Regions from separate parts of the Homo sapiens genome. Here region 2 is linked to region 1. A link is a contact called in ENCODE Hi-C or POLR2A ChIA-PET data. All regions are on one chromosome and are shown on one strand. Each heading gives the region's core, a stretch centred on a gene start or an enhancer-like site at or near the end of the contact. The rest is flanking DNA. Distances are from core to core; before and after follow the strand shown. Region 1 overlaps MEIS1 (Meis homeobox 1). Region 2 overlaps MEIS1 (Meis homeobox 1).

Region 1 (4,602 bases), core at 753-3,252:
TGACAGACAGTTAAGCAGCTGGAATAGCACAGAAGAGCAGGGTCAGAGAATAAAATAAGATGAGCTGATTCTCAAGTTAAAGGGGGTTTATCTTCTAGGAAAAACTGTATACTTAGTAACTCACTAGACATTTCTGATTTTTCAATCCTTAAAAATGAAACAAGTAGCAAAAGAGAATAACATCTCTCCTACCTTGCTCACTGCTGTTGTCCCCACTGTGTGACGTGTGGCCACCGCTGGAAGGGCCTGGGGTTCCTCCTGAACGAGTAGATGCCGTGTCATCATGATCTCTGTTCCAAGAGGGCTGTGGGGGCACAAATCAGAAACCCAAATAAGAGGCATCTGTGAACCCTTATTGGTAGGATCCCATGGCATAATGACAAAGCCATGGAGGGCTGGAGCACATAACCATGCCACCTTTCCCATCCCCCTTCAACCATGGTTCCAGCTCAGAGCTGCATTGGCACATTTATAATTTGCCAGTTTCTGCTTCCAAGCTAAAATAATATCTACAAATAGTTATTCTGTAAGTAATTGCATGCTTTATTACTAAGGAAAACAAAAACATTCCAGGCAAAGAGGAAAACAAAATGCCGCCACTGATTCTGACTATATTTTCAACATCAACAAACCCTCTGGCACAACAGTCTGCTACTCTGGAAATGCAAAATGAGAGTGGTGGTCTATAACACTGTGGTTTATAGGGGCCTCTGATTCATCCTAGAAGACAAACATGGCAGAGCTTTTAAGACCTCACAATTAGGCCTGGGTCCATAATAGCTAGTATGTGTCAGCTGTTTGCCGGATGGTACATGGCAAATGGACCAGGCATAGGCACAAAAAAGGAATGAGAATAACAATAGATTCACATGGACTGTGTACACTCAGCCCCATGCAGAGCCTTCTTGTACTATTGAACGGAAAACAGATGTTGCTTCTTATCACTGGGTGCATTTGAAAGTAACATTCAGATAGGAAAAATTGGCTGTAAAATAAATTCTTGAGGAAAACAATCATGGCGACACCTCTCCCAAATCTCTCTTTATCACCAGAAAAGATTTTAATTAGCTTTTAGTGCTAGCTTTCAAAAACAGCCTCATGAGTCACTGGTCATCCTGCACAGTAGGAATGATGCAAAATACAAAGCTGGTCCTTCACTAGGAAGTGATATTTATCTTCAAGATTATTAGTGGGAAAACAGGATCATCTCGTATGTAAAATATGTATACATCATTTCAATCATATAAGGTCAGGCTTCATGACTATATAGTAGTAGAGTTTGCTGACCCTTCCAATATCATTAAGTATGCCTAGCGAAATCAAAGAGCTCTTTGCTTATTTCTAGAAAACTATGTTCCTACCCTGGAGAAGATAAGAAGGGCTGAGGAGATCAAAATGTCTCAGACACCCAGGGAGAGAAAAGTAAAGATCCCATCTAAGAGGCATGCTGTATAGGAATCAAAGGGAAAGAGTCACTGTTTCTGAACAAGATGCATCACTGTCACTTATTCTATAATCTTGGCCAGAAGATTAATGCAGCCTGAAAAATGAAAATAAAGTCATAGAAAGATATGCCATTTGTATGTTTGACTCATGTATAATATGACCCATTATGCATATTCTCAAAAACAGTGCTAATTGATCTGCTGATTCTGAGATTGAAAGATATGTGAACTGTGAAAGAAGTGCTTTTTGCACACACGCATTCTGCAGCATACCAGAAGAATGCTGTAAGACGTAATCTGGAACACACGCTCAGAATGCAAACAGTTAATGCATAAATTTTCAGTTTGTACAACTGCAGCTCTAAAAGGGGGACTTGTTTATTCAGAGCTCTGCAGAAAGAATGGTACAGCACCCAGGGGACAGACAATGCCAGGCACAAAACCCCGGTGCCTCGACATGTAAAAGGATGTTTTTCTATGTGCTACAAATCCCACTTGAAAATATAATTAGAAAGAGAAAATGGCAAACTATTGCATTAACTGTAATTGAACAAAAGACCAGCAAGACATGTGGGAGGCTGCAGGAACCCGTGGGAGTTTCAGGATGCATGAGATCCTGCGAGTGACATCTCCTGGGCACTCTCATTTTATTTATGTTGTCCCTCACTACTATTGTTGACTGGTGATCTGACTGGTAATTAATAGAAAAGCTAGCGATAACAAGCTAAAATACAGAGCCACAGACCAACCTCATCAGAAGCATGTTTGTTAATCTGATTAAGACTAGGACTCCAAAAAGGTGACTTAGAACCAAAGAATTATTCCTTGTTATACAGGAAGCTGTCCTCCTTTATGCTACAACAGACCTGATATATTCACTATCTTTTAATGAGCTCCACTGATTTATTCAGCTCTGCTCTGCTCCCTCCCCCACTTTTCTACTGTGCAGGATGTAGATTAATTCAATGCTTAATTGTTTAGTAAATTCAATTTTCCACATTCTATTCTGCATAGCTTTAGCTAAGGTTCTTAAATCTTCAGCAGTGAGCCCTGAGCCCAGTGTTTGTGATCTGTGCCTACCTTTTTTCATCACCATTTTTCTTCATCCACCACTTAATTCACCATGAAAAGATTTTCCTTGCTGGAAATTCTGATTCCGCTATGATCTGTGAGGCATTCCGATTCATTGCATTTTCATTGTGTTGGGCCTTAGATGCTGGGCTCCTCTTTTCTCACAGCTATCGCCACATTATACAGGAATTCATGCAAGAAATGTTGGATTCCACCTCAGTTTATCCAAATTTTGTGCAACCTATATGTTTAAATTTGTGTGTTCACCAAAGGTAGGAGCCAATATTTTTCACCTAATATCATTCTTCTCACAGCCTTGCTCCTCCAGAAGGCCTATGAATACTGAATGCACTTCTCTGAAGTGAAATCTAACTTTTGTGCTCCTTTCTTGAATTAGCATTTTTGTGTATTAGCATTTAAGAATGAGTAGTCACATGAAACTGAGCATTAGAAGAAATCCACAAAGTTACAAAAACAGAACAAGAATTATGCTTAGTTCAGTTCATTAAGCATGATTAAAGTCTAAGTATCAGAAATAGCTCATGAACTCTTCTAGTATAAATATGTAAGACAGCCCTAATCAGAACGAACTCCCCCCAAATCCATGGACAGAGAAGTTCAGTTACAATAACCTATCTCTGTGACTATATGCGGTTACACCAAACAACATCATTATTATTTTTAAAATAAAATATGTGCATCTGATTATGCATACATATCTGTGAAGTTGTGAGTTGCTTGGGGCCACTTGTAATGTAAGGCTGACAGAATAAAATCAAGAATGCATGGCATTAGATAAATAAAAAACCTTAGTCATGGTTTTAAATTAAGTCCCAAAGAGGCTTTTTTCTTCAATGTATATAATTTCAGAGTAAGCAATGGCTGCGTTCTCATTTATTGGAAATCCAGTAAGACAAGAGGTCTTAACCTGAGGTCCAGAATCACCTATGGAAGATTTTAGGGTGGTCTTGTTGGAATAATATTTGGGTTTATGTGGATACTTGCATATTTTTCCCAAAGGATAGGGTTCAAAACTTTTTATCAGATTCTCAAACAGGTATACAGTGCTCTCAAAATTTGAGAACCACTGCTCTAGGAGATGTTCACAGGGCTAGACAAAACAACAAGAACAACAACAACAACAACAACAACAACAAAGAAGTTGTTGGGAAAAAAAAATCTTTTGCTGGAAAGACCTGAAAGATCACTGAATGTACACTCTAACTTGTTATTGACAGCCAGTGTCCTCCAGACACTATTTCTATTGTCATAAATGGAGGCAGGCAGCTAGAAACTGCACTCCATCAGTAAGTTCTTCTTGATCGATATATAATATATAAACTAACTTAATTTTTGCTCATGTTTTTTCTAGTTCTAGGGCCCCAAGAGACAGCCATTTAAAATATTTGAAGCAAGCTATGATTCTCCTCATATCTTCTCTCTTTGACAGCTAGAACACTCCCATTTTCTTCTATCGTTTCTTAAGAACACTTCAAAATAAGTTGTTTGGGGTTTTTTCTGATTCCATGTATGGTATTTTCAATCTCTAAGGCAATCTTACTGGCATCTGGTAGTAAAATAGAAAGAATGAGCTCCCCTGACTCCTCCATGAGTGAGAATGGTATCTTAATCTTCTCTGTCTTCTCCTTTCCTAGCTCAGCACAATGCATGGCTCATGTTCAGCAGGCACCAAGTGCTTAGGGAATGAATCTGAATTGTTCATTAGTCACTATGCCACCAACATCCCAACAAACAAACTGCAACTTCAAAAACTATCTTGGCTTCCTGAATAAAGTTACCACTGGTGACTTTTTTTTCTTCTACCATTCACTCTTTTTCAATCTATGCCTTAAATTTGGACAGAGGTCAGGACCTCTTATCACTTTCCAGGTATTCCTTGGATAATTCCCTCCTCCACAGTGGTTTGATTTCCTATATGCTACCAGACGTGTGTGTCTGAATTTCTTCTTTGGTCTTTAGACTTGTATGTCCAACTACCTGCGAAACCATCTCCATGCAAAGACATCCACCTCAAGAAGTCCGAAAGTGGACTTGTTTCAACTCAGCAAGTCCAAAGCTAAACTCT
Region 2 (4,168 bases), core at 628-3,127, 34 kb before region 1:
ACCCACTCTCCTAACATGGCATACCATTTTTTTTCTATTGTTTTCTTTTTCTTCCCCCACAGCCCCCCAAAAAAAGCCTTGTAAAGTGACTTGGAACTTTGCAAGTGTGCTTCAGAGTAACAATGGGTGGCAGTGCTGCCTAAATAGTCCCATCACATTAAGCTGGCAGCCAATTGGTGGATGAGGATACATTGGAAAGCAATTTTTACTAGTACAAGTTTTCATTTCCCACACAAAATAGGTTAATTTATGATAACTCACCCTCTGCCTTCTAAATAATATTTCTGCAGCAGTTTTAATTTTTTATGTTATTCATCTTATTTTAGAGATGGAGTCTCACATGTTGCCTGGGCTGCTCTCGAAGTCCTAAGCTTAAGCAAATCTCCTGTCTCAGCCTCCTAAAGTGCTGGAATTACAGGCATGAGCCACCATGCCAAGCCTCTGCAGCAGTTTTTAACAGCAAAGATTTTTGTTTTACTGATAAGGAAAAAAGTTATATCATTTAAGAAAGTATCTTTCAGATCCAGGAAAAGTGAGACACACTACCGAAAAACAGGACTAACTTTCCATCTCTTCTCTAGACAATAAGAATAATAGAAACAGTACTAAAAACTAACATTTATTGAGCACTTACTAGATACCAGAAACTGAGATTGGCATTGATCTTTGATCAATTAATTCTCACAATCCTTGCTTTTCTGAAGTATCTCATTTAATCCTTTGAATGTCCCTAATGCACAGATAAGGAAATAGGCTGCTATACAGATAAGGAATACAAATCCTTGTGGATTCAACCCAGATCTGACTTGAGGCTAAACTCCTAACCATTCTACCACTACCCTTTCCATTTACTCCATTAGAGACAATGATAATGATCAAGGTGCATTTCTTTAACCTCTAGAAAGGTATCTGAGGGTAGAGACAGTCCTTTCTTATTGCTGTATGCTCTCCACAGCCAGCACATGTCTGACCCATAAAGTGAGTTCATAAACCTTCCCTGAATCTTATCCTTTTTACTGAAGGCAAAGAAAAAAGAGACACCGAAGCATGTACTCTCAGAGTAGCATGTGAGTGTATCTTAGTCAAAGTTAAATATAAAAACCACCCCTGAAATGTACAAGGAAGAAAACAAATACCAAGTATTTACAGATCCAGAGAAAGTTCACAAGAATGGGAGGATGCCAGTTCCAATGCTTTGTAAAGTCAAAAATAGCCACATTGCAAAACAAACAAAAAAAAACGAGAACGTTCCCGAGTGTGCCTCCAAAACATAAAGGAGAAAATCATACAGAAAAACCTCATGTAAGGGTTGGAACTTGAGCAACCAGCTATCCAAATACAGAGGGGAATCCTCGCTTAGCTAGGGCATGGCCTGAGAGAAGCCCCTTCCTGCTTTCAGAGCCTACAAGTAGTCCCCAGTGAAATGACAAAAATGCCCATGCCTAGGACATAAAGAAGGACAAAGCAAACATTTCCCAGCATCACGCAAATGGTTTTCAAGTATCGCTCCACGTCAGGAATCTGAAATTCTGCTAATAGAAAAGTTATGAGGCAATTGCCCTCTCCTGAGACCCCCGTGCACACTATGAAATTGGGCAATTCACACTGACCAGGCCTGGTCAGGCTGCTCGACCAGAGAAGAGCAAAAAAGAGACCAAGCTCACAGGAGAGTTACTTTTCACTCACCATTTATGTATCAAAGAAAAGCAAGTCTCCCCTGCAGGAGGCATACGGAAACACAAACAAGGCTGCCTCCTGAATCACCAGCCTGGAGTAAAGAACAGTCACACACTGCCCCCCACGCCCGAGGGGAGGGGAGAGGTTTTCAGTGATGACGTCACAGTGTGCTAACCTGAAATCTATCTTGGGTGAGAAAGAAGTCACAGAAACCAAGGAATTACTTCCTTCTCTGCTCTTGGTCCTCTTCTGGATCTAGTCTTCTCTCCAACATCAGCTGGCTGGGAATCTCTCTTCCCCTCCCCTGGCCCAGCCCTTTCTTTCCCCAGAACTGAATACTGCTCTCCTGTGCTGCCAGCTGGAGGGATGATCATCTCTTCCCAAACAGATCTCCGAATACCAATCGTAGGCCTGCCTGACTTCTGAATTGGCCTGTGGCCTAGAATTCCTTCTTGCTGGCCCCACCTACCAGACTGGTTATGCCGAAATGCCCAGGCCTGAACTTGCTACACTCTTTGGGTGCTAGATCTTGAACCACCCAGCTGCCTGCACAGCGGCCAATTTCTAGATCCAGATTAGGTGCTCCAAACCCTCATCACTCTTAACAGTGGGGGTGTTTCTGCCCTGTCTCAGCCTCCTCTTGCTGCTCAGTGGCTCTGTGTTGCTGAGGTTCTAGCACATCTTCAAAGCCTCAGCGTTTCCTGCATTTTCCTCATCTGCCATGCAAAACTGGGAAAGGGCCCCAGATCGCAGCCATTCAGATCCAGGTGGTCTATGAGAGTATAATTTACATGCTAGATACCAAAATATGGTGTGGGAAACACAACTGTCCCCTTGTTTCTCATTTATACCCAAAGAACTCTTTCTTCCAGAAACATCTCTGAAGTAACTCTCCATAAGTCAGGCATCTCTGTTATATTTGGGGCAATAAGTTCCCCCTCCTGTAATGGAGATAGCTTAAGGAAAGAGCAAGTACTAGCACAATCTAATATGATGAAAAAGACCGGAAGTTGAATGATGGATCACTGCAGACCCAAAGCTGGATGTCCGTCTTCTCTCTTGTCAAAAGACGTAAGTATGATCAGGGTAAAAAAAATACATAACCTTTAAGAATCACAGTGTGAGGAAGATGATCTCCAGCAGAAAAGCCTAAAAACTTTAAAAGTATGAAATGTGACTAGTTTGGATGAAAACCAAAATTATAAAAACTGGCCTGAGTGATCATGCTAATTGCCTGTCTTCTAGACTTGCTTCTTTTCCTTAGTTTAAAAAAAAAAAAAAAAAAAAAAAAAAAAGGTCAGAAGAGGGAAAGTGGGCATTCTGAATCTGTGCTTAGGCTATGTGAATGTGGAATGATTGTTCCATGTCTTCTGAAACCTGGCTGTGAACCAGGGGCAAATTTCCAGATGGTCAAACAGTAATTTCGCAACACCGGGCCACTATTTCTCGTCTTTCCAAGTTCCCCTACTTCCCCAAACATATGCATTCATGACTAACCTTAAGGTCAGAACCTGGGTCCTCAGTCTCAGGTCGGTCTGGGTACTCTTCATGAAGTGACTCAATTTGCTGAGCCTTCCTTCTTCTACCCACAAAGACGTGATGGTGATAAGGAACTGGCTAATTCAAAGGGGTGTTATGAGGAACAAGCGAGATCATATATGTGAAAGTTCTTGGGAAAACATGAAGTACTGTAAAACATTCCCTGACTATGGGAGAACTTCCTCCGGGATCCTCCAATACAGAGGTAGGTGCATTTTCCATGTGCGAATTATAGCTGATATTACACCACCTTTACACGGCCTGTTTATATGCAGCATTCCTACCAGACTATAAGCTCTTTGAGCATAGTAAATGAGTCTTGTTCAGTATTGTATTTCCTCAGGGCCTGGTACTAGCAGGCAGTTGGAGTTTGTTAGATGAATAGCAGATTGAGATAATAAATTTCTTTAGAGTAATACAGTGGTTTGTGGGAAGGGGAGGCAGTAGAAAAATACCTTTGCCTTTACAGCTTTCGTTTCTCTACAGAAAAAAAGTTAAGTGTCTTACCCTGAGTTTTTCCATATATGCGGAATAGACAGAATTCATTATAAGAAAACTTTAACAAAGAATTTGGTCTTGCATTCTAGAGGTTTGCTAACTCTTCATTTCTACACGGGGAGAGCTATTACATATGGAACAAGTGATCGATTTGTTGATTCAACTGATTGAAAGGAGTGAGAAGGCTGAGAACAACTTTGAGATCATGCCACTCTTTTTTTGTCACAAGTGAACTGATGAAGTATGATCTTCACTAGTCAGATTAAACTTATATTTCTATACAGCCCATCATACCACCACCTATATATGCTGAAGATAAGACTTTTTTTTCAGGAAACAATTAGATGGCTAAAGAATCATTCTTAGACTAAATTCTGCCCATATTGCCACCAAATGAAATACAGACAGATCACTCAGTTCTCATATTCTCTTTCTCTCTCTGTTTAAATGGGTC

The links. Hi-C counts contacts between places; a loop is a spot of excess contacts on that map. ChIA-PET counts read pairs that join two places held with the same protein, here RNA polymerase II (POLR2A). Pooled maps may share reads with other maps.
Region 2: a loop to region 1 is called in a map of heart left ventricle, with 2.2 times the contacts of the local background. The contact joins two enhancer-like sites. A Hi-C loop is called at or near these places in 4 of 168 maps with a recorded cell type or tissue (ascending aorta, heart left ventricle, posterior cingulate gyrus and 1 more) and 3 of 50 pooled maps. POLR2A ChIA-PET finds 5 or more read pairs at or near these places in 2 of 52 experiments (AG04450 and common myeloid progenitor, CD34-positive).

Annotation. Positions count from the first base shown.
Region 1 is chr2:66,459,811-66,464,412 of GRCh38, reverse strand. It overlaps MEIS1 (Meis homeobox 1), which reads right to left. Exons shown (of 13, transcript NM_002398.3): 7 at 193-304. Among named protein-coding and RNA genes, the nearest start is that of MEIS1-AS2, 22 kb to the right of the region's middle. RefSeq lists an enhancer at 453-3,406. Within about 2 kb of position 2,002, at least 2 of the 41 ENCODE cell types and tissues checked have a DNase peak (open chromatin) inside an H3K27ac peak, as active enhancers do.
Region 2 is chr2:66,493,885-66,498,052 of GRCh38, reverse strand. The region is part of intron 7 of MEIS1 (Meis homeobox 1); the gene reads right to left. Among named protein-coding and RNA genes, the nearest start is that of MEIS1-AS2, 56 kb to the right of the region's middle. Within about 2 kb of position 1,877, at least 17 of the 41 ENCODE cell types and tissues checked have a DNase peak (open chromatin) inside an H3K27ac peak, as active enhancers do.